2 separate regions of the Mus musculus genome follow, and region 2 is linked to region 1. Evidence: chromatin loops called from intact Hi-C (ENCODE). Cell type or tissue: left cerebral cortex. All regions are shown on one strand. Each heading gives the region's core, and the rest is flanking DNA. Links, peaks and the distances in the headings are about the cores only.

What was found. A loop is a pair of places that touch in the nucleus more often than their neighbours do. Peaks named below come from ENCODE experiments on the same cell type or tissue, not always from the same donor. Only the 100,000 strongest peaks of a DNase experiment are listed, where the experiment ranks them.
Region 2: a loop joins it to region 1, with 4 times the contacts of the local background. A loop is called at or near these places in 13 of 42 quality-filtered maps.

Annotation. Positions count from the first base shown.
Region 1 is chr9:34,975,130-34,990,977 of GRCm38, reverse strand. Kirrel3 (kirre like nephrin family adhesion molecule 3) reads right to left here. Exons shown (of 17, transcript NM_001190911.1): 5 at 1-43. It overlaps Kirrel3os (a long non-coding RNA gene), which reads left to right. Exons shown (of 16, transcript XR_003948304.1): 4 at 5,083-5,168; 5 at 5,834-5,983; 6 at 6,305-6,433; 7 at 6,830-6,917; 8 at 7,237-7,357. Among named protein-coding and RNA genes, the nearest start is that of Kirrel3os, 25 kb to the left of the region's middle. In left cerebral cortex, for the core only: a CTCF peak has its summit at 7,302 (motif pointing left); a DNase peak (open chromatin) is centred at 7,265.
Region 2 is chr9:35,153,687-35,169,534 of GRCm38, reverse strand. All of the region lies in intron 2 of Dcps (decapping enzyme, scavenger), which reads left to right. Among named protein-coding and RNA genes, the nearest start is that of Dcps, 14 kb to the left of the region's middle. In left cerebral cortex, for the core only: no CTCF peak of the experiment used is centred there; a DNase peak (open chromatin) is centred at 6,328.

The sequences.
Region 1 (15,848 bases), core at 5,988-8,487:
CTGATCACAGGCCCCCCTAGGATGATGGGGTCATCTGGTGGCACTGTGAGGAGAGGAGGAGAGAGGTTAAGTTGGGGCAGGCTTCTGTTTGACATGGCAGAGGATAATGGGCAATAACTGCTGTACTTTGATAAGGAACATCACCCTCTGTATTAGGGTGATAGGAACATTCATGAAAGGATGTTTTGTTCTTCATCTTGTCATGTCAGGAATAAACATGTCATGACTGGCAGGTATCCCTAGCCTGCTTCACAGGCCTGGAAGCAGTGCTTTGCAACTCAAGTACCATTTATTTGTATAGTTTTTAAAGAATGTATTCTTACTTGTGCATATGCATGTGCCTGCACATAAGTGCCAGTGCTCTGAGGTCAGAGGCACTGGATCCCCTAGAGCTGGAGTCACAGGCTTTTGTGAGCCACCTGATGTTTGTACTGGGTACCACATTCTAGTTCTTGGAAGAACAGTACCTGCTCTTAATAACCGAACCATCAATCCAGTCCCAACACTTTTTTCTTTTTGCCAAGCTTTGTTGCATCTCTCACAACAGTTTTGCAGGGAAGACAGTATTTTTAACCCAATTACAAAGACCTGGAAACAGAGGCTCACCAAGAGACTTGCTCAAGGTCACATGGTGAATGCATGGCAGAACTGGGGCTGGCCCTTGAGGCCCCCTCCATCACAGATGACAGGTGACAGAACAGGTCTTTGGATCTTTAGAATTTGCATTCCTTGCCTTTTCTGATCTCTGCCCTTCACAGTTGCCCCTGCACCTTCATCCCTACTCAGAAGGAACCTCCCTAACCTGAGATTATTCCCCCCACATGCAACAGTGTGGTTGGTGATTGGTGGCTCCATCAAATAACCATATGCAAAAAGGGAAGGACATGGGATTGTCCCCTTCCTGTGGAGCAAGTCCCCTTGCAGGGCCAACACAGAACTCCATGACTTGAAGCATCAGTACAGACATCCACTGGCTCTAATGAACCACCTTGGATTTCCATGAAGGTCGCACTGTAGGATGGGCAGGTATGATGGGAATCAATTATTATGCAATGAGAAAGCTTTGAGACATCAAGAGTTGACTAAGGACACAGATTCTTGTGCTGCTGCTGGGGTTGCTGGGCATAGTGAAGTTCCCCAGGCCTTTATTGCTCCATGGACAAGTCATAGAGGAGGCAGGGCTCCATGAAGACCATCCGAAGAGACTGTCCCTTGAGAAACCTCTATCTCTTCTACTGGTGGGTCTATTCAGTTATCCCCAGAGGATGGAAGGGACTCAGAGACTCCCCTGCCACAGTGGAGGTGGGAACTTTGCATATTCTAAAGAATGAAGGGCAGATGGGTGGGTGGGTGATTAGCAAAGATCTTCTAGAGCAAAGGTCTTCTTATAGGGCTTTTAGGGTCAAGCCATCCCTCCGGCTTGACCCTCAGCAAACACCCTTGCTTGGTGGCTTCGGTGTTTTCTAGCTATAGCTCAGAACCTGCTTGCCTTTCTACTGTCTGTCAGCCCCTCACCTAGTCCACTGGACTTCACTAACATGCAGGAGAATCCAATGTTTGGCTAGGCCAGTATACCCAAACCAGCAAGACTTCAGGTTGGTTATCCCTCTTCTGACTTCTGGTCCTGGCAGAACCTGGCTCAGTTCTTACATCTCTCTCTCTTTTTTTTTTTTTTTTGTTTTTGTTTTTGTTTTTTGTTTTTTGTTTTGTTTTGTTGTTTTGTTTGTTTGTTTGTTTTTTTTTTTGGTTTTTTGAGACAGGGTTTCTCTGTGTAGCCCTGGCTGTCCTGGAACTCACTTTGTAGACCAGGCTGGCCTTGAACTCAGAAATCCACCTGCCTCTGCCTCCGGAGTGGTGGGATTAAAGGCGTGCGCCACCACACCCAGCTTTACATCTCTGAAGAACCATCCCTTGAGGGATCTCAACTTTGTTGGACTTTAGAGATGGGACCACTCATTTATTAAAACTAGCTCTGGGTACCAAAAAGATCCTGGCCCAGGGAGGAAGTTGGCCTTATCTAACCTTCTATGCCCATAGCTCTGAAGCCAGGCCTCTCCAGGAGGTCCTGGAGCTGCCAGGCTGCAGGATACAGGCGGGTATGGTCTGGACACCGAAGATAACTACTTGTGCCCAGTATACCCTCTTATTAGTGCCTGTGGCCTCCTTGGTGTAGGCGTGGCTGGAGAGCAAAGTGGGGTTAATTAGGAGTTTCCATCAATGGGGGTGTGGCTAGTGACTGATGGAAGGAATTTCAGCTTCCTGCAGTGGGGGTGAGCTGGGCCCCTCCAGCAGTGAGGGCTGGGATTTGCAGTGTTCTCTGGAAAGTTGGGTGGTCCTGCTCAGCTCTTAGTAGTGGAAGTCCCCTCCTCAGTGTTGGATGCTCAAGAAAGATGAACTCATACTCATGAGTTGGGCTGGGACCAGAATAACTGGTCCCAGAGCTGACGGACTGCTTGGCCCTTTTGGCATCCTCTGCCTTGCAGAGGTGAGTCAAGAAACGTGGTTGGCAGAGGGTGTCCTGGGTCAGGATGACAGTAAGGCAGGCTCCCCTCTCCTTGTCAGTGTCTTCAGGTAGAGAGTGTGAGCACTCCTTCTAGCATTGGCATGTATTGAAACAAGACGGGTTGGCTGGCAACCTTCTGAGGAAGTTTCTTCAATCTTACTGCTGCCATGATCTCTTATCTATGAGACCCCAGAACCTGTAGCTGGATGTTGGGCATCAGGTTATTTTAAAGCTTCTACCAGGATGTGGAAGAGGAACCACATTTGAGCACCAGATTTTCTCTGGGCTTTTTGTCTTAGGTGAATAGAGCTGTTCTATATTCTGATCAAGGTGCAGGTGTATGTGTGTGCCTGTTTGTGTGTGCATGTGAGCGCGCGCTCTTCCTAGACTCATCTGGAGGTCCTATGCTTCCCCTCCTTGCTTTACCAGTGTTGTGTTGAGGAGATTGCATGAGCAGAATTGGGGATGAGGGGAATCGGGAGCGGAGAAGGGCTGTGTTTGTGGGAGTTCTTAGGCACGCACACACATTCACACACACAAACATCCACCCTCAGAATGGGTCCTGATTACATCTTCCCAAATAAGTGGTTATCATGCTGGTTATTCATGTAGCCATGCATTATTGATTGGCCTTCGCCTCGCTGCACACCAGATGGGGGTGGGAGGGGTGGGGGGTGCAGTGGGTGGGGTGGAGTGGGTGAGGAGGGAGGATGTTTGGGGGGCCATCCGCTGAATAGAAATCAACACTCGTACTTGGCAGCTGTAGCTCAGATGGGAGATGTGTGTGTGTGTGTGTGTGTGTGTGTGTGTGTGTGTGTGTGTGTGTGTGTGTAGGGGGCTACTCATTACCTCTCCATTCAGATGGGGCCCATTGCTAGGACCATGTGGGGAGGGGAGGAAGTCTCAGAGAAGCCCAGGCCTGGAGATGCATTATTCATGCATCCCCTCACAGGATTGGTTATTATCCTGAACCACTATAGAGTTTGGTCTCCTAATTTTTAATCACAAGGAAGGTGGAAGCGTTAGCCTTTTTGTGATTAATCGGGAGATAAAAATAGTTGACTGTTTTGGTGTTGCTCCTGTTGTCAGTCAGGAACTAAATTTGCATTAACTGTTGGGGGACCGAGGCCTGGGGAAGACCCGGGGAAGACCCGAGTGGAGCCCAGGCAGTCTCTGGTTTTGAGCCTGCTTCACACAGGGCCAACCAGAGTGAACATACATACCTGACCCAACTGGCCCCTTGAACAGAGGGGAGCAGAAACTCCCATTCAGGTCCTCATCATAGAGGTGGTGCCTCTTTGTAGTTGACCTTTCTGTCACCCTGGGTTTGGGTAGCATCTAGGCTCGGTCTCTTCTTCTGAAGTGTCTTTCCTCTGGCACCTGCCCTACAGTGGGCAGTGTAAGGCATCTATCGCTCACCCTCTGTGGGTGGGGAGCCCCTGAAAACCCTCTCTGAGCTCTGCTACAAAGAACAAGGGCATCTCTTTGGAGGGATAGGATGGGGAGATATTACACAGTCCACTCTACATGGACACAAAGAAACTGAGGCCCAAGAGAAAAAGGCTAGCCCAAGGTTATCAGGGAGGAAGCAAAGAAGGAAAAGAGGATTTGGAAGGCACATCCAGGCAGGTAAAGCTTCTACTTGTTGATATATTAAGCTAGCCTCCCCTCTGACACCCACCCTCACCCCATTCAACAAGATTCTGTATCTAGAAGCACCATAGGACCTTATAGTTATCCCTGAGATGACCTTGAACTTGGAGCTGGAGCTTGTGGTCAAGGTTTCTTCCCTTGCAACATGAGTTGGATAGAAGGCTGCCTAGGGCTAGGGTTGGAGGACTGTTGTCCCATTCTGGGCTGCTGTCAGCTCACTGCTTTTGTGCTTGACAACTGTATAGAGTCAAGCTCATTTAAGTCATTGGTTTTGGTTTACCAGCTTGGTCAACCCCCTTCCCCACTCAGCCCTGCCCCCAGAGCAGCCCAGATTCATTGTCTTGGGGTAACAGTGAGGATGTTTCATCCCATTGGTCACCCAAGTGGTTTCCTGGTTGGGTTTCCAGGAATTCCTCAGATACCATGTCAACCCAGATGGCTGGCTCCACAGACAGCCATCTGGGCACAACTGCCTTGTGAGTCAGCAACAGCCACACAGAAGGCTTTGTGTGGCAGCAGGAAGGATGGGAAGCCAGCCAGGCCATCTTCTTGCTTTCAGCCAGCATGGGGGGAACTCACAGAAGTTAGGCTTTGACAGGGCTGATCTTTAACTGACCAGCAGTGAATTCTCCATCCTATAATGGAGACATTTATGCAAAACTTGAATTCGTCCTGTCCCTGTTCTACCTCAAATCCTCTGGGGCTCCCACACTGTACTTGAAACATGACTTGCACTTAGAGTTGCCCACAAACACTTTCACCCATGATCCCTAGTATCCATGAGACACCAGTCCACCCATCTTTCTTTGTCCCCAGGCCCTGGCCCATCAGCCCCTCTGCATAAGGGTCAATAAGGGTGCCATCGTCTCCCCAGAGGGGCTTGCTCTGGTCACCCTGTGTAACACCCCCATGGCTTTCTGTTGCAGTTCTCATTTTGTCTTCTTCATCGACGAACGGCAAAGAACAGGAAAGGTCTTATCTGCCATGGTCCTGGTGGCATTGCTGTGCCTAGGTCAGTACCCAACTCACAGGGACATCTATATACATTTGTTGAATAAGTAGTGAAAGATCCTCTTGGGAGGAAGCACAGACATTGTTTTATGAGGTCCATATTTTTATAGTTTCTCTCTCTCTCCCTCCTTCCCTCCCTGCCGTGTGTGTGTGTGTGTGTGTGTGTGTGTGTGTGTGTGTGTGTGCTCATTCAGGGTACATTTGGGGGAGTGGTGGGCAAAGTTCTTCCTTGGTCTGGATAGACAACTGTGGAGGAACCTCTAAGCTCTAGAGAGAAGGATGCTGGAGCTAAGGAGGCTTAATGTTCGAAGTGGTTCGTAGCCTGCCTCCTTGGAGCCTGAGGCTTCTTAGCAGAGAAGAGGCAGCAACCCCAATTTGCCTGATTCACAGGCTGGAGAGAGGCTGCAGGCTAAGCTCAGAGATGTTTGACTGTTGACAGTCTATACGTCCTCTTTCAGGGGTCCACCCAGCTCCTGCCCTGGCAGCTCTGGGGAAGGATTGGGGAGCAGCCTGGGCTGTACCATGAGTCCCAGTGTTGACTAGAGCTGGAGAAGGGCAGCTGGAGTCAACCATCAAAAGAGCTTCAGAATTTTCTTTGTGTTCTCTCAGTGACAGCCCTATATAATGGTTAGCCAATGTTTCTTTTTGCCCTCTCCCATCCCACAGCCCTTGATCCTTCTGTTCTCCCCATGCCTACTTGGTGTCCTGAACTTTGGATCCTTTGGCTGCCATACAACTCCTCTCTTTGGGCTGATAACGAGACCCCAGGAACTCAAGGCTTATGCCCGGAGGCATCCAGAGGCTACATCTTCACTGGTGAGCTTGCTAAAGACTGGGAACATTTTCGAATATCCACGATTGAGGGCCACTGCTCTAAGGGTCTGCTAGAAGAAATTGCAGGCTGATGAGTGTGAGGCCGGAGGACTAGACAGTAAGAATAGCTCTGGGGTTCTCCGTCCCTATGGTAGCTCCATTCTTTCTTAGCTTGGGTTGGGGAAGAGGCAGGCTGCCTGCACTAAAGTCAGGAGACCCTGTTTTAGAGAAGGTGCCATCTCTTCAGCTTGCGATGTAAGGGTTCTCCTATCCCTTCTCCTCCCAACCTTTAAAACTAGCTAAGAGGCCATTCTTTTCAACCAGTCTTTCCAGAGTCTTCCAGTTGGACCAAGTAACTTCTGGCTTTATACTGCAGTATTCCAGGCTCCCTCCCATCTCGAGATCTGGCTTGCCTTAGGGAAGTATCTGTGCCAGCCGCCTCTCCGCTACAAGGTAACTTTGCTGGTCCTGGATCCTCTATACTTTGTATAACGTGTAGTACAGGACACAGTGTGGCATGTGTATTTGCTGGGCTGAACTTGAACTTGGCATAGACTGTCACTTTACGAGCTTTTTTTTTTTTTTTTTTTTTATTACAGACAAGTTAAACAACCTGATAAATTGAGCCCTCTTATCTGGGAAGTGGGGTAATAAAAAATACTTATCCTGCCGGGTTATTAAGAAGATTAGGTTTATGTCATAAAGAACAAGGCGAGGGCTTTGTAAAGAGTCACCAGGTTCTTATGCCAAGTTTGCTTGGTGATTATGTGAAAGGCGCTGTGTCAACTGTTTCTTGTTTCATTGTCAATGTCCTTTGAAGCAGAATCTACTAAAACCTCCCTTTTACAGGTGAAGGAACTGAGTTCAAGAGGTAAACTGCTTAGGTAGAATCACACAGCTGGAGGTGATGTCATCAGAACTCAGACTGCGGCTTGAGGTACACTAATGTGTTCCTAGAATCAGAGCCTCTCAGAGATAGCTCCTGCAGCCCCACAGCCCTGCTCATTGGCCTCTGGTCCTCCTGCCCTCATCTAGACACTGTAATTCCCAGGAAGATTTAGCACCTCCCCCCCCCCCCCCAAAAAAAAAAACATCTCGCTGCTTTTCCTCAAACCTGAATTTCAGAGAGGTCCAGAAAGCACAGGCCAGGACAGGTTTGTGGCTGGTGCTTTAGTGACATCTGCTAAGTGAATGGATGCAGATTTCTGCAGGTCGGATCCACTGATTGCTCACTTTTGTGATTTTTCTCTTTTCAGTCTCTGAACCACGCATAACGCCAGCTGCTTCTTTCCTCACTTACATGGACGTGCCACCTATTGGCCAACACGCAGAATTGCAGGATAGGATATCAAGATAAGAGTGGACCTGGTTTTCAGGGTAGGCGTCCAGTGCTATCCAAATGCTCACCTAGAATATTTGTATGGAGAATCTACTATATGCTAAGCCCTGTTCTAAACACTAGGAATACAAGCCACTGGGTCTGGTGGGAGTATTAGAAAGTAAATAAATAAAAACTCTAATGTTGATAAACATTAGGCATACACCTTGGAAGGCAGAGTATGGACGAGTGCTGGGAGTTTAAGCCCATCCTGATTACAGTGAGAATTTCAGACTGGGTGACCTTGAGAATCCCCCCTCTTGTGTGTGTGTGTGTGTGTGTGTGTGTGTGTGTGTGTGTGTATGTATTATGTGTGTGCATATTTGCTTGCATGCATTTCTGTGTGCCACATGTGTATGGTACTTGTGGAGGCACTAGATCCCTTAGAACTGGAGTTACAGATGGTTGTAAACCACTAAGTCATGGCTGGAAACTGAACCCAGGTTTTCAGCAAGAGCAACAAGTGCTTAGCCACCTCTCCAGTGGCCTCTCTTATGTTTTAAGACAGGGTTTCTCACTGAAGCTAGAGCTTGCTGCTTAGGATAGAGTCTGGGATCTGACTGTCTCTGATACTCCCTCTTGACGAGATCTGGGGTTAGACCCATACCTCCATATCTGGCTTTTTACATGGGTGTTTGGTATCTGAGCTTAGGTCTTCATGCTTGCATAGCAAGCCCTTTATCCCCTCCCACTCAGCCGTCCAGTCATTGTCCCAACATCCTTGGTTCTTTCTGTTTGGTTCCCTCCCTAGGTTTGCTCATGCCGGGTGTTTCTCATTCTCTACGCCATGCATTCAAAAGTGTACTCTGCTGTCATCTTTATGCCAATCAAATAAATCTCAGGCAGGAATCTGAGTTCAGAACCCATACGCCCATCAGGGTCTCAGGAATCCCAGGTTGGCTTTGAACTCACTGTGTAACCAAGGATGGCCTTCAACTTCTGATCTCTGCTCTGAGTGTTGGGATTCCAGGGTATGACACCATACCGGGTTTCATGCAGCATCAGGGAGGCCTCCACACGTGCTAGGCAAACACTCTACCAGGGAAGGACATCTCTAGTCTCAGAGTCATCAGGTTCTAGTTGCCTTCGGTCTTTATAGCTCAGTATGTCTGATTCAAACTTCCCTTCTCTGCTGCAAGACCTGCTCCTTCTTTTTTATATTCTATTTGGGGAAGTGGCCCCAGTGTTCAGTTACTAAGACATCCATCTACCTTCTGGATTCCACTCTTCATGTTGCATGGCTAGACACCTTCTTGAGTCTCTGAACCTCGTTCTAGTTTGCCTCTCCTTTTCTACTCCCGCTCGCTCTCTGGTTTGGGAAGTCACTGTTCCTAGCTTGGGTTATAATGCCTTGCCCTTCCGCAAGACCTCCATCCCAGCCCCCTGTCCTCTACACTGCTCCAAAGTGGTGATTATAAGAATCTGCTCATGTTGGTCCCGTGCAACAAGGCCTTCAGTTTTTTTCTCTAAGGCCTTAGCTGAACTGGACAGTTTCTCTTTCTCAACTGTAGCCTGGTTTTGTGGTGCTCTCTTGCCGGGCAGAGGGAGCTGGGGGCGGGGGATAAAAGGGGTGGAAGAAAACCTGCGTCCTGCCAGAGTTCCGGTGCTCTGAGCAGGCGGATGCAGAAGGACTGCTGCACGCTTTCCACGCGGCCCGGGTGGGTGTCTGGCTGTGTGAAGTCACTGACCCCAGCTCGGAGGGTGGTAGACAAGGGCCAGTCCTAGGTAATAGGTTCTCAGTCTTGGGCATCCCAGACACCGCTGGACACCGCAGAAGAGCTGAGAACAGAATGGGGGCCCCAGGGGCGGCTTGGCTAGCTCTGGGGCCGAAGGGAGGAAAAGGCAGGGTGAGAGTCCTTGGTCAGGTCCGTGGCTGGAGCGCAGGGTTAGACACAGCTTATTAGGGGAAAGCCTATCCAATCGTTCAAGCACAGCGGGCCTTGATGAGCAGAGACATCATAAAATCATAGACTGTTTTTTTTTTTTTTTTTTTTTTTTTTTTTTTTCAAGACAGGGTTTCTCTGTATAGCCCTGGCTGTCCTGGAACTCACTCTGTAGACCAGGCTGGTCTCAAACTCAGAAATCCACCTGTCTCTGCCTCCCAAGTGCTGGAATTAAAGGCGTGTGCCACCATGCCAGGTAAAATCATAGACTATGATTTTAGAGCTTTATTGTAGAAAGGCAGGGAAAAAGAGAAAAGGTAGAAAGAGAGAGAGGCTGGCCATGGCCACGTTGGGGGGGGGGTGGGGAGGGAGAGAGAGAGAAGAAGGGCTAGAGATGAGAGTAAGAAAGATGAGAGCTTAAAGAGAGCGAGGAGGGGCCAAGCAGTCCCTTTTATAGTGGGCTGGGCTATCTTGCTGTTGCCAGGTAATTATGGGGAGGAGCATATCTGGCTGTCAGGTAACTGTTGGGGTGGAGTCTAGCCAGAATGCCAAAAGCTTAGGACATTGTCTGCGTGACTTATAGCCACACATCTTTCCTGTGGGGGTTGTGGGGGCAGTAACTTCGACAGGATACAGGGGTCCAGGAGACATGATCAAACACCTTCTGTCCCATGTAGGGGGGAAATCACCACCCATCGTGTCCCCCGGGGTTCAAGACCTATGCTCAACTGGAGACCTGGCTGCCTGTGTGCAACCCACTGCCCTACACTCCCTCCACTAAGAGAATCCTTATTACAAGTCTACCCTAGGCAGGATCCCATAATTTTCCTCTATCATCCCAGAGGCTATTCTTGGCTTTATTAACTCCTGGTCTTTCTTTAAGACTTAGGTCATTATCACAGAAACTGTTATTCTTCACCCCTGCTGCCTTCTTCCTCCTCTAGCCTCTGTAATACTTGGAGACCATGTGCCATCTCCATAGGTACATGTGGCACTTGTAAATCCCCCTCTGTTAATACATGTGGCACTGGGTGCATGCACCATCTGTTGGCTCCACTGATCTATGAGCTGCTGAAGAGCCTTGGGCACACTTGGCTTTCTGTCACTCGTTCTTAAAATATGACTGGCCCATGCTTAGATGATGTTTGTTGCCTTGTGCCTTGCTCCATCCTGACCACACCAGAAGAATCCCCCCTCTTGGGCACATGAACACTTCCTTGTTGCATCTTACACATACCTTACATGAGTGACACTCATCTCTGTGATAATGACTTGTGGGCTTGTTTCAAGTTTTCTACAGTTCTGGGGTGGAGGTCTTATCATTTCTTTGTGGTGATTCTATTATGTAGTGCTTTTCCTTTGATATGATCATAGGGAAATAGTCCTCATATGAACAGTAGCTTACAGAACAGCAAAATGCTTCTGGATCCCTTATAGACATCATTTGACTCTCTAACAAGGTTGTGTAAAGCACATGCAGAAACTATGCGCATCCTTGAGGTGAAGAGACCAAGGAACTAAGTTTCTTACCCAGAACACACAGCCCATAAGTAGCAGAGCTAGACTGTGCCTCAGGTTCCCAGAGTCATCACAGGATGCCCCAAAATGTAGACTTCAGGAAAATACTTGTTGAGTTAGTACATTAGTATCTCCACCTTAAGTTTACACTTAGTAGGGCATCCTGTATTTTATCTGGCAGTCCTGTAGGTGAGTTAATTAATATAGGTGTCTTCACTCCCTCCTTCTAATCCTCTCTATTCCTATTTTGGTCTGTATGAAGAAGGTTTAGGAAGGAATATAAAAGGAATGTTTCATGATATGGAATGTGCTATTGTTAGTATCTAGAAAATTTTTTAGTTATTATTCATAGTCATAAAGTTAATTCTACAATCTACTTGGAGGGTGTCTTAGTTACTGTTCTGTTGCTGAGAAGAGACACCATGATCAAAGCAACTTATAAAAGAAAGCATTTAATTGGAGGCTTGCTTAATAGTTTGAGAGGGTTAGCCCATGGCTATCATGATAGACATAGCAGCAAGCAGGCAGGCATAGTGTTGGAGCAGCAGCTGAGAGCTTATGTCAGTCTTTTATAGAGAAGAGGCAGAGAGAGACTGGGCCTGGCATGGTCTTTTGAAACCTCAAAGCCCACCCCTCCAGTGACGTGACTTATCCACAAGGCCACACCTCCTAATCCTTCTCAAACAGTTCCACCAACTGGGAACCAAGCATTCAAACACATAAGCCCATGGAGATCATTCTTAGTCAAACCATCACCGAGGGGAGGGAGGAAAACATGGAGCTCAAAGAGCTGCAGGGAGAATACAAGGTTGTGGGGTGCTGTGGGCAGATGGGGTAGAGGGGTGCTCTTCCGAGCTATGGAAGCGTGGCCTGCTGTTAGGATGCACTGAGACACAATATCAAACTGTCCACTGGCAGCACTGCTGAGCTTCTTGCCAGCCTTGCCATTCCTGGACCCAAAGCATTCCATGGCTTCCACAATGCTCATGCTGTCGTCTTTAACATCCCCAAAGACCACAAGCTAGCCATCTGTCCTCTCAGTTTCAGAAGTGCAGGAGTCAGCAGTGTCTGGACAACTTGGATCCTGAATTTTCAAATGCCCAAGTATTCAAGGTTTTGGTCTCTAGATTAGTTGTTACTGGAGGTGGTGGAAATCTATGGGAGGTCTTTGGGTTATCAGGGGCGTGTTCTAAGAAGGTTTTGTATAACCCTCGCCTCTTCCTCTTTCTCTTGCAGTCACTGGACTTGAAGTGATTATTTTGCTCCACCATGATGTGTCAGGCACAGGCAAAGTGACAGTGATCCTGGACAAAACCTCCTGAAACTGAACAAAACCAACCCCTTTCTCTTAGCAAGTTGATTGTTTCGGATATCTGTTACAGTGACAGTAGGCTGACAATCAGCCAGTCTGTGGCATGGTAGCACAGACACGTGGTGTGATAGGAAGAGGAGAGGGTAGAGAGAGAGAGCGAGGTGTAGACTTGAAGTGATGCTGTTTGGATTGGAGGATGCTGTGCTAGAGACTGCATTTCATCTCTGCCCCTAACACAGATGGAGACTCTGGGCCTGCAGCTGCCTGAGGTTACCTTCAGGGGTTCAGGATATTGGGAGGCCTACTTTAGTTTAGACCTTATGCTGCTGGGAAGAAGCAAGGGTGGCTTGGGGTGAGAGATAGGATATCTAACTTGGTTACTGTCTTCATCATGCACGGGCCAGTTCCCTAGCTGTCTGTGCTGGGTGTCTGTTAGAGACATTACGGTAGCTGATTCACAGGATTGGCATACTGATTAATGAGCTGATGCAATGTCTATAAACATGCCCCCTCATTTCAGAGTTTTTCACCATGGTGAGAAATCAGTACATTGGAGTTCTTAGTGGTAATGCCTATTCAATAAGTAACTGCATATGTGAAAAAGCCTTGCTTCAATCTCTTGTTCTGTTACTATCTTGCTCCATGTTCTGAATCCAGCCCTTCTCCCGAGACAGAATAGTAGGTACTTACCCCAGAGTCCCCCCACAACTGTGCTAGTGAGGAGGTAGCAGGGGCAGTAGGAGTGCCCAGGGAGCAGGGTCAAGGGAGACAGATACTGTCAGGGACAAAGAGTCAACAGTTCCCTGTTTTCCCTTTCAGATTAAGACAGGGAATGGTCTGTGTATTTTTCAATAAAACCTTGAAAGAATGTATGCGCTGTCTCATCAGAGAGGGGCCGTTTGAGGGGAGATGGCTGTTTTACTAATTCAGCAAGCAAACAGATCAGAGGAAGCTTATGAAGCTGGAGGAGCGTGAGGGGGGACCAAGAGGGCTGTGCGGCGAGCCACGGACAGACGCACTGCCCTTGCTCATGTGCACGTGGCCAGCTCCTGGTGGTGGTGTGAGGATGTTGGGTGGGCAGTCAGTGTGGGAAAGGTTTGAAGGAGTGCTTTCTGTCCTGTGAAGGCAAAACACACAGCATGGAGAGGATGAGGGAGAGGAAAGGTTTGGGTAGGGAGGGCAAGGAACAGCTGGAGGGCTTCTACAGCCCTCTAAACCCCGTTGCAGGGTCTGGCTCCTCCCTGCAGTTGGTTCCTGTATGCCCATGGGGACCTCCTAGGGCATCCCCTCCCAGGATTTGTTGCTTTCTGTCTACTTCTGATCCTCACCTTATTTTAGGCTCTTCTGCTTGTCTGTTCCAGCCTGACTAGTGTGTGTGTGCTATGTTGCTAGCACGATCCAAGCACGATCCAGTTTAATACAGTAACTTGATATAGTGGATCCTATAGAAGTATTTCATTCTTACATATGGGAAAACTGTGGCAGAGACTGGCCAGCCCACTAATGGCAAGTCATACTGCTGTCACTGGGAGCCAGAAATCTGGTCTACTCCTAATGGTGGCGCTCAAGGATCTCCACACACAATCCTCCAGATTTGCTTCAGTTGCTTTAAAGCCTTGAGGCAGCCATCCTGGTCCCTCAAAAGCCAGGCTGAGACCAGCGTCCCCATTGGTCCCATAAATAGAAACCAGAACTGATCTGGTTGGCTTTGCTATAGGCTCCCACCCGGCACATGCACCTCCCAAGGAGCGCTGTGGCTTTCAGAAAGGAGGAAAATCAGGCCAGGTGGGGGACCTTCCCACCCACAGCCTGGAGCCCTAGAAGCCTCTGCAGAAATCCAAGGGCACAGGAAAAAGGGTCACCTCATTAAAAGGCTTAAACAGTAAACACAGGACATGCCGGCAATAGTCCTTTTAAAAGGGCAACTAGGAACACTGCCTTTTGCATTATAAAATTGTACTTGTTAGAGGACAGAAGCGGGAGGCAGTGGAGTGACCATGAGCGAGGAGGATACAGGGACAGACAAGCACAGAGGAAACAGGCCAAACTGAGTGCAGGCCACTCACCCAAGGAAAAGACAGATGTGAAGGAAGACAGCCGTAACACCAGTGGCTGCCTGCCATGGAAGGAAGCCACAGAAGTACATTCTCTAGGCCTCCTGCCACAGAAATCCATTGTAGGGAATCCCAGAAAACCACTTAAATGTACCTTTCCACCTCAAGAAAATGTACCAAACTCACCACTTGCCAGCATCCCAAGAAGAGAGAGTCAACATCTTATCTCTGACCCAAGCCCTTCTTCCCCAAAGTACAAGTGTGAGAGGGTAACAGACTCATCATGAGGCGGTGTCTTAATTCTCATCTCCAGCTTGGCCTGACATGGTTTTGAGTTTTCTCAGCCTCTTTGCAGTTTGTGGCAGGAATAGGTATTTCTCGGCAGAGGCTCATGGCTTTTGAGCCTCATTCTGCAAAGAGAGGGTACATTTTACAGGTGGACCGGCCGGCCAGCTCTGCAGTCTTTTAGGGTACTGTGAGGTGGGGGGGAGACTTCAAAAGGCTGGAAGCTCTTTGAAGCTGCAGGACATCTTTGAAGACACCGAACTATGCCTGCTTCAGGGTTACCACAAGTTTGACCTCAATATAGAGGGCAGAGGAAGGTTAGCTGGGAGGGTCTGAGACCAAATCCGTGTCCTCTCCTCTCCCCCCTTCCCTTTCTCTCCTTCTTTTCTTCTCCCCTTCTTCTCAGGGGTTCACTAGGTAGCCCAGGCTGACCTTGAACTTGAGTGCAGAGATTATAGTTACATATCGTACTATTCTGGGCTCGGATTCCCGATGTGAGCGTAGGAAACAGAACCAGATGAAAAGGTGGAGGACAAGAGGGTAGCTAAGAGATCTCAGGAGATGCTTATGCTCAGTGGCCCAGAGAGTGTCCCATGCTGGGGCAGGAAGGCCTAATATTTGTACCCTGGGGGGACCAGCTACGGAAGTAAACTTTTTGTCTACAGGAAGAACCTGGCATGGCAGTGGGGATAATGAGTTCTGTTCTGGGACGCGTAACATGGGTGGCAGAATACATGGTTCTGGCCACAGGGTGGGGCTCACAGGGTGGGGCACTTATCCATCACTTTTTAGGTGTAAAGTGGGCTGCATTTGTACTGAGTGTTCTTGCATCAGACTAAGCCTTGGATAAGCAGAACTTGGTTACTGGGAGAAGTGAGAAGCCTCTAACCTCCTCGGTGGCCTCCGAGCTATGTTTGCTAGGGATAGGCTTCCAATCTGTCCCCATATCTCTAATAATAATTTTAGCATTGATGAGGCTAGGCTACCCCAGGGTTGGGGTGGAGGAAAAGGTGTAACCTAATGGAAATTTTGCATAACCTTCTGGAGCCTCAGTGACCTCATAGGTAGGCAGCGCCAACATGCGCCTCCCATGGTGAGGGAGTTAAGCTGAGAAATAGTGGCAGGACTGGGATATGTCTGTGCTCTGCTGTGGGCATGGCCAGCTGGTCTGCATATGAGGTCAGCTTGAACACCCTCTGGCTGGGTGAGCTGCTCTCTCGGGAACCGAGGGGCAGGGAAACTCAAGCCAATGCACAGGTACAGTCGGAGGAGCTATGGAATCACCTGGTGACAGTGGCCACGAGTGACTGTATCAGATTCAGAACAGAATATCCTGGAGGGCTGGTGGACTATAGGGTGTCAGCAGTGGGTGGGTGGACTGGCCTACACAGGGAAAATGTTCCCTCAGTCTTTATCATGTTTCTACTGATAGTCTAGT
Region 2 (15,848 bases), core at 5,044-7,543, 180 kb before region 1:
TGCATTTATTTTCTTAAGTGTTGACCTTTAAGCAAATGTATTCTTTGACGCGGGGCAGCAGCATGACAGAAGGCACTGTAGCCAGAACTACCTGACCTAAAGCCACCTAGGCCATTGCTTACTGTCATTCCACTTGTCTCCTCCCAGCTCTTCCACTGACATCCCCATCCCTAGCCAGAGCCCACAAGGTCCTGTGCTGAGATCACCCCTGGTGCATTCACAAAGTCTTCCTCCCACCCCCTACCCTCCACCCCACCACAGTACTTCTGCGACACTGCACAAGATGAGTATTGAAAGTGGCAGTTGGTGAGGGCTCCTCCTGACCCAGTCCCACGTGTCTCCATAACCCTTTCCCCATGATCACCCAAACCTACCTGGGATGGGAGCTCTTCTCTCCCTGTCTCCTTAGCAGATGGACTTTGTTTTGTGGGCTTGCCTTCCCTATCTAGTCCTAGCATGGAGATTTGGAAGTCACAACAGTTGGATTCAGGGCCTGAACTGTGCTTCTCCCTTATTGACTTATTTATCCTGCCCATGGGTGACTTTATAAATAATAAGTTGGCAGATTCATTCTATAAAGAACCAAAGTAAATATCCTAGGCTTTGTGAGGCATGAGTGGTTTCCTCCTCTTTGTTTTTCTTTCTCCACACCTCTAATAATGAATGTATCACTTCCAGCTTGCTGGGTGTTCACTCAGGTGGTAAGTCAAATAGAACCCGCTGGTCATCGCTTCCCAGTCTGTTTTCCAGGTTTTTGCCATTCAGAATGTGGTCTGTGGAGTGGTACTGTGAGCACCACCTAGGTGCTTCTCAGGCACAGAATTCCAGACTCTATTGCAGACTACAGAACTCAGCCCTTGTGCTAGCTGGACTTCCGTACAAGTCATATGGACATTATAGTTAGAAAGATATTAGTCTTTAAAAGACACTGTTTGCTGGGGATGCCTGCCATTATTTCTCATTCTTGGCCTTTCCAAAAACCTTCAGCTGGTATTGAAATAAATTTGTGGTTTGCATTTGAAGTTCTCATAGGTACTGCATAGGTGAAATTCAAGAATATATTTGTGCATTATTCAGAAGCAGTCAGCATCTATTTAGTAGTAGTTACTATGATTATTTTGGTGTGCTGGCCTCAGTGCTAAGTACCGTTGCTTCAGAGTCCAGTAAGATGCTATCTCTGACCTTAGGCATGTTTAGGGCAGGGCAAGAGGGCTGTGAGTTATTGTGAAGAGACAGAGAGACAAATGCTGTGGGTCCTCCTACCTGAATGGAAACTTTGGATAAGAGTTCAGCTTTGGGCATAGGCCTGTAGTCCTAGCTCCTGGAAAGGTGAAGCAAAAGGCTCAAATGTGTGGGCCATAGAGGGAGTTCAGGACTGGCCTGAACAATTTAGTGAGATGCTGTCTGAAAATAAAAAGTGAAAGAACACTAAGGTTGTGGCTTAACAGTGGAGTGCTTGCACGGGTCTGAGGCCCTAGGTGTAATCCCCTTTACTACATGTAGGAAGACAGGCAATCACGTCATAGGCGGTTAAGGAGAAGCTCTTCATGTGCTGGTCTTTGACAGCTTGTCTATCTCCCAGTGCTTGACAGTTGTGGTAGCAACCATGCAGCCGGCAGGCATTCAAGCATGCAGACACAGTGTTCCATCCAGTCCTTGTTCAGGCCTCAGATATCAAGACCCTTAGCTCAGAGTGTTAGAGTTCTTGTGTAAGTCAGTATTCCATAGCATTTGATACTAGCCAGTGTTGCAGCTTTTGTCTTAGGGTGTCTGATAATGTTGATTTTAATGAGTTCATGGTTTCCAGGAGCTCTTCTAGCGAACAGAGCCCGTAGTTCCTCCTATCTGTCTCCTTATTAGTCTTTTATCCCTTTTCACCTCTGCCCCTTCTTGTCTTCTCCCTTCTTAAAAAAAAAAAAATTTGTATTTTACATATGTGGGTGTTTGTTTGCATGTGTGTCTAAGTACCATGTGTGGTCAGTGCCTTTGGAGGCCAGCAGAGGACATTAGATTTCTTGGAACTGGAATTACAGATAGTTGTAGGGATCACGTGGGAGCTGGGAACAAACCCTAATCCTGTAGAGGAGCAGCCAGTGTTGTTAACCACTGAGTTGCCTCTCCAGTCCCCGTCTCTCTTCTCGCTTCTCTCCCCCTCCTTTGCTCTGTCCACTCGTGAACTGTCTGGCTGCTGCCACCCTGGCCACTGTGCTGTGCCTGTTGCTTTTTCTTTGTGTTTCCATCTCTGCTCCATTAACAAAAGTAGGCAAGAAAAGACCACTTACGAGAGGACATTTGTTGGGAATAATTGGGCAGAAGAATGTCTCCTAGCCTATCTGCTTATAGAGCCAAGGAGGGGATCATGCAAATGAACGTTTGTGTCCCCATGAATTGAGGCATTGTTCCTCCTGTACCAGTCACAGCAGCCCCTCAGCATCCATCAGGATAATTGTTCTCTCTAGCCCGAATAGACCTGGTTACAGAATATCACAGCCTACTGAGGGTTGTGATGGCAGGAACTCGGATACAAACTGTTTGAACCGGTTGTGGCTGGAGCTGCACCTTCAGGAGCTGGCAATCATTTCTCAGTTTACTTGAGTGAACTGAGTACTGCTCACAGCCAGAGAGGGAATTGGGGGAAAAAAAAATCACAGCACACTTCACATGCACAAGTAGTCCTTTTGCTAGGTCATTAGAATTAGTGACCTGTGGCCTCTGGCCTGTGGGTAAATGATTGCCAAGTCCTCTAGAGTTCAGCAATGTAATAGAAAAAAAAAATCTAGTCATAAACTATTTGAAATAGCCAAAGCTAGCTGGGGCTGCCCATCAGGAACCAGACAATTAGCTGTAATTGTTGTATAGTTTCTTCATGCCATCCCCTGGAACATTTAAAGTGGTCAGCGTTGCCTGGCTGTTTGACTGACCTTTGGTTAAGGCAGCTGGGAGTCCAGCAACTTGAAGTTACAAAGTCAGGTTGCCCATTACCCAGAGGCTTGACTTATTTACAGAAAAATGAACATTAGAAGGCATGTTTACTATAAGGGCTTGCCAAAATTATTATTAGCACTGACATAAATTTTAGCATATTTCAGCAGTACAAGGAGAATAACTGAAGTATCCACAGATTCCTTTTTTTTTTTTCCCTTTGGGACAGGCATTCCATAGCCACAAGGTGTCAGTGTTACCAAAGTATTCTGACTATTAGCTCTCCAGCACCAGGCATCCTAGTCAGGACCTACCTAGAGCCTGTGTGACGCCCGCCCCTGCCTCCACCCCTGCCCTGACCACCCCCCCCCCCCAGTCCCCCATGCTTCTCTGTTCTCAGCTTCTGAATTACAGCTCACTGTGGCCTATCCCATGGACCTTAAAGTGAAATTCCTGCAACTTTAGTCCTCTGTGCCCAATACACTGTTGTATCTTTTTTTTCTGTTTGTTTGTTTTTGTTTTGCTGATCCCTGGCTCTTCTCAGCCTTTTCTAAGCAGGCTGCTGTCCTGGACTCAGCATCAATCATGTTTGATGGATTTCTTTTGGTATTTCTTCCATGACTGGTGATGTTTTCCTCTTATGCAAACCTGAGAGTATGCAGTCTCCTCTCCCATTTTTTTCCCTCCAGATTCTCAGCTCACCAAAGTAAGTAGCCTAGAGTTAGTCCCTCATGGTTCCTTACACCAGTGGCCCAAGGAGGGAGCATGGGCTTGGGAACTAGGCTTGCTTAGGCCATGTCCCAGAGTTAATCCCTAATAGCATCGTTCCTCTGTACAGCCACAGCAGCCCCTCTGCATCCATCAGGATGGAGGTTCCCTTTCTAGCCTTAGACCTGGTTATAGGATATCACAGCTTACTGAGGGTAAGGAGTAAATGTGGGTTCAGGCAGACTTGGGGGGTGGAGGCCTGGCTCTGACATCGGCCATTGGAAAGGCCCAGGGCATTCTTGTTCACTTAACACTTGAAGTTCTGCTCTATCCAGATGTTCTAGTAGGTGAGTCCAAACAGCATGTGTCAATTGTCTTTGGGTTTTGAGGGGAAGACAGACAGCAAACAAGTGAACAGTGTCTGAGTGGCCCTGGGCAGAGAGCTGCCCGGGCTGTGCAAATGAAGGCCACACACAATCAGAGCGAGACCTGATGACTGAGAAGGAGCCAGCTCGAGAAGGATGGGTGTTCTAGTCTGGAACAGAAAAGAGGCTCTTATGCTGGAAGTGCAGGTGAGAGCAGTGACTGCAACATGGGCACAGGAAGTGGACGAAGTGACTTTAAGAATTGCCTTTGTTGGGCTGGCGAGATGGCTCAGTGGTTAAGAGCTCCAACTGCTCTTCCGAAGGTCCCGAGTTCAAATCCCAGCAACCACATGGTGGCTCACAACCATCTGTAACGAAATTTGATGCCCTCTTCTGGAGTATCTGAGGACAGCTACAGTGTACTTACATATAATAAATAAATAAATCTTTTAAAAAATTGTCCTATGGTAATGACATAAAAAAAAAGTCTAATGTTCTAAAAAAAAAAAAAGAATTGCCTTTGTTAACCCGGGCTAGTAACTGAATACATCTCAATGGGACCATTAGGAAATAGATAAAAAGGAAGTCTTTTACAACAGATTTTAGTCTCTGTCCTCAGTGAGAGGTACATTTTATTTTATGGTTTCATACATACAAATAAATGCACATGAATATTAGTGGACCAGAAGTTTCACAAAACAATACAACTTTATGATAGAATCACCAGTATTTATTTCAAGTCTTGTTTCCTTTTTGAAATACTGGGTTAACCTCCTAAAGTGATGCCACGGGTTCCAACCCACTGAGATAAGTAAGGTGTACAAAGTTCTTAACACTGCAGCAGGCATATGGTACAGATTGAAGAGTGTCACTATCACGACTGTAACAGTAAGTTATCTCTTAATGTTTTTACAGCTTCCCCAGTATCTGATCCTTGACAGATCACATAGGAAATGTGGCTGGCCCTGACCATGGCAGGTGGTAACCATGAAGAGCCTGTGGGCCAGTCTGTTGGCATCTCACATGGTTGATCTTCGTGTGTCATCCTGATAGGGCAGAGCCTATGTTGGCTACTCCTGCTGCTGTGGCTCCCTATTAATGGAGTCTTTCTTTGAGGTCTATGTTTCCTCTCACTCAGAGAAGAAGGGGGAGATAGTGGTGAGAGGTGTGGCTCAGAAATACAGGCGACCTTCTAAAAGGCCGATTGTTTACCTGTTATAAAGCAGGGTGTGGAGTCTCAGGTTTACTGGAGGAGACTGGAGGCTCTGTGTGAGAGGCCTAGACAGGGAGCAAGGGATGAGATCTTGGGAATCACTCTTTTGGTTGCCTAAATCACTCAGGACTTTAGCCACAGGCCAGGATTTTCTACTTTGTATTCTTTACAGAGGCAAAACTCAAAACTCTGGAGAGAGGAGAAAGGATTTGTTTGGGAGGAGCATTTTAAAAGATTAGCTATTCTCAGAAGAGTTTCCCTGGCAGAGCTGTTTGTGATAGAAAAGACGAGACTTAGTCAAGTAGCAGTAGAGAAGGTGGATAGCCTGGTACAGTCTCAAAGTGGACAACCTCTCTCTGGCAATGGAAATGAACTATAGCTGCCTGTATTCGTGGAGGCTAAGTCATCAGGTGGGGGCAAGAAGTCCACATGATGCGATTCTGAGGATCAGGCTGATCTAAACAGTATGGTGCTTAGGTATGCATGCGTCCGTAACAATGCTGAGAAGACAGTAAAGACACACACCCTGAAATCAAAATGGTGGGGAAGAGCCAGGAAACTCTACGTTATGAATATCCTTTTTATTTTAGTCCCTACATGGTACATGCTAGACACACACACACACATACACACACACACACACACAGACACACACACACACACACACAGAGAGAGAGAGAGAGAGAGACTGAGACTTGCTTTTTATGGATACGAATATGTTTCCTAGTTAATAGTTAAGAAAAACTGGCCCTTTTTTAGGTGGATGAAAATATTTTCCCACACATTTGAATGGCTCTGTCATCATTCTTGCTTTTTTTTTTTAAAGTCACTATTGTTGAAAGTGAAAGTGTTGAGTTTCAGTCTTCGAGATTTTGGACATTATCAGGCTTTCGTTTCTGCATGGCTCCTCTTCTCTGGGGCAGGGGAGCGACCAGGCTAGATTATTTTACCTCCTGTGGATAAGGGAGCCCTATGCTATTTTGGAAGGTACCCCAAGATGATACCAGTCCTGATCGAGTGGAGCAGTGTGGCAGGTCCTCCAGCCATTGGAAGAAGCCCAAGTACCAGGGTCTGTTGGTGTCTCTCCAGCGCAGACTGGCACAAGCCTCTGAACCTATCCGCCGTGATGTCCTCGGCAGCCCTCCCACTGCAGCTGAGCCAAGGGACAAGTTACATGAACAGTGGCCAGCAAGGAATGGCTTGCCAGACAAGTCTCAGCCAAAACACTCACAGCATGCCATGGTCATCTAACATGAGAAATACTGTAGGCTTACAGCCATCGAACCAGAAAACGTCACTGAATTGTGGAGACTTAGTTTCTCTGAACGACAAGTGGGGAATCAGAAGGCTGGCTTGCCTACCTAAGAAGGTTTCTTTACCATATGAGATCATGGAGTCTCAAGTTGAATGGAGATAAAATGCCAGGCTTTATTAGTAAATAGCTCTTAACTTGAACTGTTCAGCAGAAAGTCTCTGTGGGAGGGTCGGGCATTTGTCAGAGTCAGATGTGTAGTTACCTGATCAGATAATCATCAGATAGCACCAGGAGGCTTATAATGGGCATGAACGGACCCCTACTGCTGTGCCCCCTTCCCACCTCACTTCTCAGAAGCAACCACACCATGACCAGTGTTACGGAGACCCTGTCTGAAAAAGAAAGGAAGGACGGATGGAAGGAGGGAGAGAAGAAAGGAAAGAATCAACTCCTTTGCCTCCTTTTTCATTCCCTGCACTCCCAGTCTTTATCTATCTGCCTTTGGAAGGCTCAGTGTCTTTAAATGTAGCTGGTTTTTGTTTTCTGGTTTTGTTGCTGTTTAATGCAAATCAGGGGAAAGGATGAGTGTGTCCAGCTTTCCCACTGTCTCTTCTGCCTTCTGCCACCTCCTTATTTCCAGCACTGCCTTTTTAGCTAGCTGTCAGTATGCTTTGTTACACTGTCTTGTGTAGTTCTTGTAGCACCAGGGATCGAACCTGGTGCCTTGAGCATGCTAGGCAAGTGCTCTACCACTAACCTGTATCTCCAGACAGGATGGGTCATCTTTCATGCTTTGTCTCAGTATTGGTTCTAAGTTGAAAAGTCATTGAACAGCGCTTTCCTTGCTTTGGCATATCAGTAGCATTTGCTGCATGCCGAAGCAGGATGCTGGTATTGTACCTTCTCTCCTACCTTCACAGTGGATATCACCATGCTGTGTAGAGTGCCTGTGACTCCAAGGTCAGTGATTCTCATTTCCTAGGTTCCAGTAGATCCTCCGAATCATACTGCTTTTTAGTCAGTAACATTTAGTCAGTAACCAGTGGGTTTTTACAGCTTTTACGTTTTTGCATGGTGTTTCTGGTTGCCTCTCTTCACTGTGTTTGGAAGAATGCTATGGCCTTTCTCCCTGCTCCTGAAGTGACTCACACATTGGTTTCAGTTTGGTAATTCATTACATGGCATACGCTACCTTTCCGTTTGCAGGAAGCCCTTTCCTGCTCCTCCTGTCTGGACTGCCCATGGTGCCGGCACGCTATGCAGCTCTCAACCAGAGACTTCTTTTCACATTTTCTCTAGGTCAGACTGTGTCTTCTAAATTCGGTGTCTTTTTCTTTCTTGCTTTCCTTTCTTGATTAGCTGAAGCAACTATAAAATAATTCCACAGAAAGATATGTGGGAGTAAATCCTGAACCCTTTGTTTTGTTGCTTTCGGTTGATTTGTCTAGTTGAATTAATTTTCCCTTCAAGCATTAAAAACATTGATCTGTTGACTTCAAGCCATCTGTGTCACTGTTAAGATATCTGATGCCAGCGCTAGAGAGACTGCTCAGACATTTAAGGCTAGGCTCATAACCAAGAAGACAACATAGCCGATGCCAGCCTGATTCTCATTGATGTGAAGGAACCTTAGGGTGGGTTATTTTCTTTTTATTACCTTCATTAGGTATATACAACATACTCTGTTGATCTTTGATTCTGAGGGCTTTTGTTTTGTTTTGTTTTTGTTCGGTGTCTACATTGAGCATTCCTATCTATTGCTCTGAGTTATCTGAGGCCATTTAGTTTAAAGTCTTCCATCGTCCTTCTGCTCTGTGCATATGTTTTTCTCCCTGCTTCTTTGATTTCTTTTCACTCATTTCTTTTTGCTTGACCCCACCCCACCCCCAGTGTTACACTGAAACTCTTGTGTTGAACACAACACTTCCAAGATTGAGTTTTTTTAGTTGTCTTACCTTCTCCATGTCTTTTCCTACTCTAGTTTGATACATAGTCTTCACTTTGTGTCCCAGGTGTTCTAGTGTGGGCACTCCTTTGGCATTGATATTGTAAATTCTCCCGTTCTCCAGTTTCACTCTCACAGTATCTTGCTCTTGCTTTAGGAAAGCTAAATTGTGTTGGGTTTCTCTGACACACTAATTAGAGATGTTGTTTTTAAATTATCTCCTGACCCTGAAACTATTCATTCCTCTGGGATCTGGTTCCCTTGTTTATCTTGGTCATTCTTCTTCAGGCTTCTGGTTTCCCTCAGTGTCTGGTGATGCACAGTAGTTCATTCATACTTAAAAATGAAGCATTGGGTGCATATTCTTTGAGGGCAGATGTTTGGGCTGCCCCCATTGGTCCCATTTCTCCTGACTCCCACCCCGTTCTTGGCAACCTTGTGGCTTTATTCATTTTACTGCCATTGCAGTGGACTTTTTTTGTTTATGAAGGCAGTGTCTCACTATGTAGCCCTGGCTGGGTTGGAACTCACAGATCCACTTGCCCTCACAATGGTTGATCTCTTTCTACAGTAGGCCTCTGCCCTGAATGGGAAGCTCCTGTAGTACTCTGGCTGGGAGAGGGGCTTATTGGCTGCCAGACTGGGTTTCAGTGGCACAGTTTGACTGGTACTATAAGTTCATGCTCCCAACTGAAAAATAATATGAGCTGGAGACCCTGTCAGGCCTACAAAGCTTCAGGTATTTAGTAGCTGGCTTTTTATAGAAGTTTGTCAACTTTTTCTCTAGTTCCTTGGTTTAATATTTTGGAGGCCAGCCCTCCTGTTTTCACCTGGCATTAGCTGCTTCCCCTGGGATGTGGCAGCGATGGAGCCAATTAGTGCACTTGTTCTGCAGACAGCCCTTAAGTTGATCTCAGTTTTCAGCTTCATTTCCCTTCCCATCCTCAGGAGCTGTTTCTGAGAACCCAGCTTTCCTCCTGGAAGATCTGATGATCTCTACGTAGCCTACTGACTGCCTATGTGGCAGCTTCCTCCTGCGCTGTCTTATATGTTCACACTGTGCTTTTAGTTTCAAGGAATGAATTGGTCCCATTTCTCCTGACTCCCACCCCGTTCTTGGCAACCTTGTGGCTTTATTCATTTTACTGCCATTGCAGTGGACCTTTTTTGTTTATAAAGGCAGTGTCTCACTATGTAGCCCTGGCTGGGTTGGAACTCACAGATCCACTTGCTTCTGCCTCCTCGGTGCTGGGATTAAAGGTGTATGCCACAACCTCTGGCCTATGTGGTGAGCTTTTTTTAATGACCAGGGAGTCACCATTAAATAGGAGTTGAGTGTCTCCCACATATGTCTACATTTGGTGGCTGAGGTTCCTGTAGATATCTGTAGCATAGAACACAGCAAGTTGCCAGGCAGTGGCGCATGCCTTTAATCCCAGCACTTGGGAGACCGAGGCAGGTGGATTTCTGAGTTCGAGGCCAGCCTGGTCTACAGAGTGAGTTCCAGGACAGCCAGGGCTGTACAGAGAAACCCTGTCTCAAAAACAAAAACAAAAACAAAAACAAACAAACAAAAAAGAACACAGCAAGTTACATCATTGAGAGCACACCAGAGAGAATCCAGACAGATGGAGACCTTAGCATCTCCCTCACTCCTATGCACACATTCCTGGGTGCTCTTGTATAGTGGGTGTGTGTACACACACATGACAAGAACCATGGGCATCCACCTTTGTAAAAAGTACATTCCTTTGAGCTAGCATTTCCTCTTCCTGATATCTGGCTCAGACACAAGCTCATGTGTATGAATGAAGGGGTAGAAAATATTCAGTGCAGCATCATTTGTGATAGACCAAAACAAGAAGAGAACAACTTAAATGACCCTGTGAGGTCAGTAAAGCATGGGGTATGCATATCTTGGGCTACTCCACAGTAGTACAGAAAAGAGGGAGATCCAACGGGACCCTGGGGAGCTCAGGTGATCACTTGTTCTTCAAGAGAACTGAATATGTGTAAGTTCATATTAAGATAAACACATAAAAGCAAAGGCTGTGATGAGGACCATCTGATGAATGTTAGTATTGAAAAAACTGAGGCAGGCCTGGTGTGGTGGTATAAGCCTTTGATCCTAGCACTTGGATCTCTGAGTTTGAGGCAAGCTTGGTTTACAGTTCCAGGCCAGCTTAGGATATATAATGAAACCCTGTCTAAAAAAAATAAGAACAGGTAAAGGAATGGGGTTAGACTTGTGAGTTCTTCAAGACCAGTGTTGTGATACTTGAATACATAGACAGTTTTTAGGTGCTAACTCATCAAGTAAGACGGGTGCAAAAAAAAAAAAAAACAAAAAAACAAAACAAAACCAATAATAAAGACCTGTCTGAGGCCTCTGCTGCTTCCTTTACAGCGTGCCTTTGACTCTGGTCAGGCAGAACCTATCAGTTAACAATTAAGTTTTTCATAGCTCCAAACCATGTGTGTTCCAGCTGAGATGACCCCTGCGTACCTCTAGCAGTGGTTCTCAAACCTTTCTAATGCTGTAGCCTTTAATACAGTTTCTTATGTTTTGGTGGACCCCCCCCCCCCATAAAATTATTTTTGTTGCTACTTTGTAACTGTAATTTTGCTGTTATGAATTATAATATAAACATCTGATATGCAGGATATCTGATATATAGTCCCTGTGAAAGGGTCACTAGATCCCCAAAGGGGTTGAGACCCACATGAGTTAGGGAGCTGAGAATTGCTGCTCTAGGGTATGTATCAGTGAGGGACAGCCCTAGGAAATGTGTGTAGCCTCTTCTAGATGGACAGGGTTTAATGATGTGGAGGGCTGGAGGTAGACAGGGTTGCAATGCTGGTTTGTTGCTGTTTGTTTGTTCCCTTTGGTATTTCTCTGTGACAGTCCTGGCTGTCCTAGAGCTCACTTTGTGTGATGCCAGTTTATTAACAGGACTGACTGGAAGTGAGCTCTACTGAGCTGGTATCACTGCTTAAAGATGACAGGTTTCTCTGTCTTTGCTCATGCGTTCTTTGCTGGTGTGTTTAGTTAACCTGAGTGTGCCAGGGCCCTCTGACCTTAGAGGGACAGCAGAAGATATTAAGCAGAATGATTCCAAGGTGGGAAAAACCCTGATACCCAACTCAAATTCTTGACCCAGGACCTGTGCTCCCTTTCCTGATGGTTTGACTCATGTTTCTTCTACTGACAACAGCAGTGGCCTCTCTTCTCAGCACACTCTTTACTGGCTGGAGGAACCATTTCATTCAGAGCACTTAGGAATGAGTAGATGGAGAGTAATGAGGAGTAGCCATCACAGCAGGAACTGTGTGCTCTTCTCTGCCTTCCTCAGATGGGGACAAGGTCCCGAGGCTCTGAGCCTCCTTGCCCAGCGACAATGGGTGAAAGCTGATTGCTTGCAGCAAGTTCCATCACCACAAGTGATGGTGGCTGGTTCTGTGTTTATTCCTCACTCGTACATCTAAGTAGGTCACAACCTAGAATTCCCAGCTTCTCTCTTGGGGAGTTATCCGGTGCTTTGGCCTTCTTTCCCATGCCACAGTGTCCAGGGGTGCTACATCAAGAATTGGCACCCAACGTTCCTCTGAGTGAACCAAGCAAATACTTTGAATAGGAGAGCTAAAAGAAGTGCTGTCTTCTGGAGTGTTTGGCTCCTGTGGTCTGTTGTACTCACCTCCATAAGAAGCAGGTGAATTCTCAGCTTTAAGACCAGGGCTGTCATTCAACAGTTCTACAATCTCACTATGAATCAGCTCTCTGACTTCTGAAGTGGAGCTTTTCAGAGAGCTCTTTGACCCACCGCAGCATTTGCTGTCCCCCAAGACTACCATTCCAGCTACCAAATTTGCCTGGGGACCAGGAGACCTAGGGGTTTTTTTATCCGGTGCTGTCACATGCTTCCTTTGGAACTTAAGATGTGGAGAAGTTGACTACAATCTTGCTGAGGGTTTTGCTAAAGTCAGCATCTGCCTCCCCTCTGTCTTCAGCAGCATTCCTGAGTTTTTACAGAGACAGGTCATTAACAGCAGAAGCTTGCTGCAAGGATCTGACCCGCCCTCAGCCACGCTAACCCTTCATGTGGAGGTCTGTTCAGGCCTCCCCTGAGTACTTCCACGGTGCAGGACAGTGACACCACACCAAAGCCTGTGACCAACAGCCAGCCTCCACTCCTCCCTCTGACTCTCCAGCCAGGGAACATCCACAGAGGAAGAGTGTGAATGCAGATCAAGTAGGTGGTCCTTCCACCTGCCTCTCCCGAAGGCTTTCTGTAGGAGTCCTGTGACCCACTGCCCTGCTGGGCCTGCTGGGTTGTGTGCTCCCTCACCTGGCTAGCTCTGGGAGGCTCTTGAAGTGGTAGGGATCGAACTCCAATCATGTTCCCTGCTCTTGCTTCTCTGTCCTCCCAGGGCCGCATCTGGGTCACATCAGTGGAAACTGGCTCATCAGAATGAAGGGAAAGCAAAAGCCACAGACAGAGACATTGAAATGACCTCATCCTGCTCCAGTCCAGGGCTTGGCTGGGGAAAGCTGCCTTGTTTGAACATGTGTGTAGGAAGGAGAGCAGACTGTCTGTGGTTTGTGTTTTCATGTTCATGTGCTGCAGCATTTTCCTGGGGATTTGGCTAAGCTGGCCTTGGCAGTGAGTGGCAGCAGCTGCTCTTAACTTTCTTCTGGAGAGCCCCGCTTCCCACCTCCAGGAGCAGTTGGTTTTCTGTGTCCAGCTTGGAGACAGAGGGGCTTTACTTAATGCAGAAGACCTTGCAGGAGATCCACAGGTCTGCTAAAGTCAAGGTGGAGCCACCGTAATCAGAGCCTTACTTAGCCTGCTCATGTGAGCCACAGAGAGGAGGACTATGTGGGCTGCTGTTCAGCTGGAGTGCATCAGTGTGACCATCCCACTGCTAGAACATTCTTGTGGATAATGAGCTGCTGCCAGAGCCCAAGGGCTGGGAACACAACTACTTGGCTCTTCTTCTAAACTTCTCTACCCCATGCCTCCTTCCTCATGAGCTCATACTAGTGATGGGGAATGGGAGCGGGATGGGGAGCATGTGGCGCAAATGTTAAGTCACTCTGTGAACAGTCAGCTAGAGCAGGGTCCTCTCCAGTTCTACTCTGAATATTCTAGAGCCTGTTTTCCAGCCACAGCAGGCTACAGTCTGTGTACCGTATCCTAGCAAGGAGAGGAGTAGAGTTTGGATGTTCCACTTCCCAGGAAACATCATGGTGAGACAGGCATAGTGGTGGTCCTCTCTTTACACTTTAACACCAACCACCCCCAGTTTACGATCCAGTCACACTGGCATCTCATGTTCGATAGCTTTAGTAACAGCTGTCTTTGTGTTTAGCAGTAGGGTTGGGGCATTCGTGTTTCTATTATCTGATGGAGCTGCTTTTGGAAAACATGGCTATAGCACAGAAGATTATGGCCCTATGGAATGAGGAAGACTGCATTACATAGAAAAGCCAGATCCCATATATTCTGACCCCAAATCCACTTAATAGTGTGTGAGTGGCTCTGGGCAAATTGCTTAACCTCTCTAGGTCTGTTACATTTTGGGGGACATGTCTCACTATATAGCCTAGCTTGCCATGAACCTTGCTGTGCAGGCCAGGCCAGCTTTGAACTTGTAGTCCTGCTCCTACCTCTCAAGTGCTGGATTATAGGTGCACACTACCACACCTTGCATTTTTTTGTTATTACTATTTTTGTTTGTTTGGTTTTTGGTTTATTTTTGTTGTTGTTTTGAGACTGGGTCTTGCTGTATAGCCCAGCTGGCTTTGAATTTGCAATTCGGTGGCTGTTTAGAAGGATGGCTTATTTTTCTGTTTCTGATGTATTATTTTTCCTCCAATGTATTTTTATATATAGTGATGGATTCTTGTTTTAGAAAATTGCAATAATAAAAAATGACTTAAGATTTTAATTCTGTAAAAGTCTGCTGCTAGCAGGAGTGCTCTCTCTTCATGCTGGAGTATATTCTTCAGGCTCTTTGGTGCTATGCTTATGCAGTTGTATGTGCACACACTTCAAGTGCTTTGTAATGCATTCCTTCTTCTTTAGCCTGTATTGATCCTGGTTGGTTCTGTAGGTAGATTGTGGCCTAGCTACCAAAGCACCTGGATTCAACCTCTGTTAGGATGATAGCACACAACGAAGTCACTGCTTCTAGTGGTGGCACATGCCTGTGATCCCGGCACTCAAGGAGGCAGAGGCAGGCCATCTTTGAGATGGAGATCAGCCTGGTCTATAGTGCAAGTTCCAGGATAGCCAGAACTATACAGAGAAACCCTATTTCAAAACAACAAACAAGCCAGGTGGTGGTGGCGCATGCCTTTAATCCCAGCACTCGGGAGGCAGAGGCAGGCAGATTTCTGAGTTCGAGTCCAGCCTGGTCTACAGAGTGAGTTCCAGGACAGCCAGGGCTACACAGAGAAACCCTGTCTCAAAAAACCAAACCAAACCAAACCAAACCAAACCAAACCAAACCAAACAAACAACAACAACAAAAAAAAACAAACAAAATTGCCTTATAGAACAAATGAATGAACTAATCAAGTGGCAGTAAATAGCTTCAAAGAAAGATAAAGCATTGGGAAGAAGGCAAGACGGGCATATAGGATTCTAGTTTCAAGGGGCAGTCAAAATGCTCAACCAAACATGGCCTATCAAGTTGCAGTTAAGTCTAGGCACCTCCCATGTATTAAGGTAGATGAGTCAACCCAGTATGAGGAAAAGAGTACCCAAAGCAGGCAAACAACATCCAGAAACAACCCCTGCCCCCACTGTTAGGAGTTCTATAAGAAGAGCAAGCTGTTTAACTGTAACACATATGTAGGGGGCCTAGGTCAATCCCATGCAGGTTCCAAACTTATCGAATCAGTCTCTGTGAAGTCCTGTGAGCCCAAGTTGGTTGATTCTGCGGGTTCTTGTGCTATCCTTTGACCCCCAACTGTAAGAACAGTCCTTCCTCCCTTCTTCCACAGGATACCTTGAGCTACACCTAATGTTTGGTGGTGGGCCTCTGGGTCTGTTTCCATCTGTTTCTGGATGAAGACTCTCTGATGACAATTGGGTTAAACACCCATCTATAGCAGACTATCATTAGGAATCATTGTCTATTCTAGGTCTCTGGGCTATCCAGCCTCTAGGTCCTGGTCCTCAAGGCAGTGTCAGGGGTGGGTTCCCTCTCTTAGCATGGATCTCAAGCTGGACCAGTCATTGGCTGGCAACTCCCATAATTTCTATGCTACCTTTACCCCAGCACATCTTGTAGGTAGGACAAATTGTAGAAGTCTTGCCTGGTTATAGGAAATGGCCAGTTCAGGTTCTGTTTCCCTCATTCCCAGGAGTCTTAGCTAGGGTCACCCTCATAGATCACTGGGAGTTCTCCCTCCCTACCACCTTTCCCACCTAG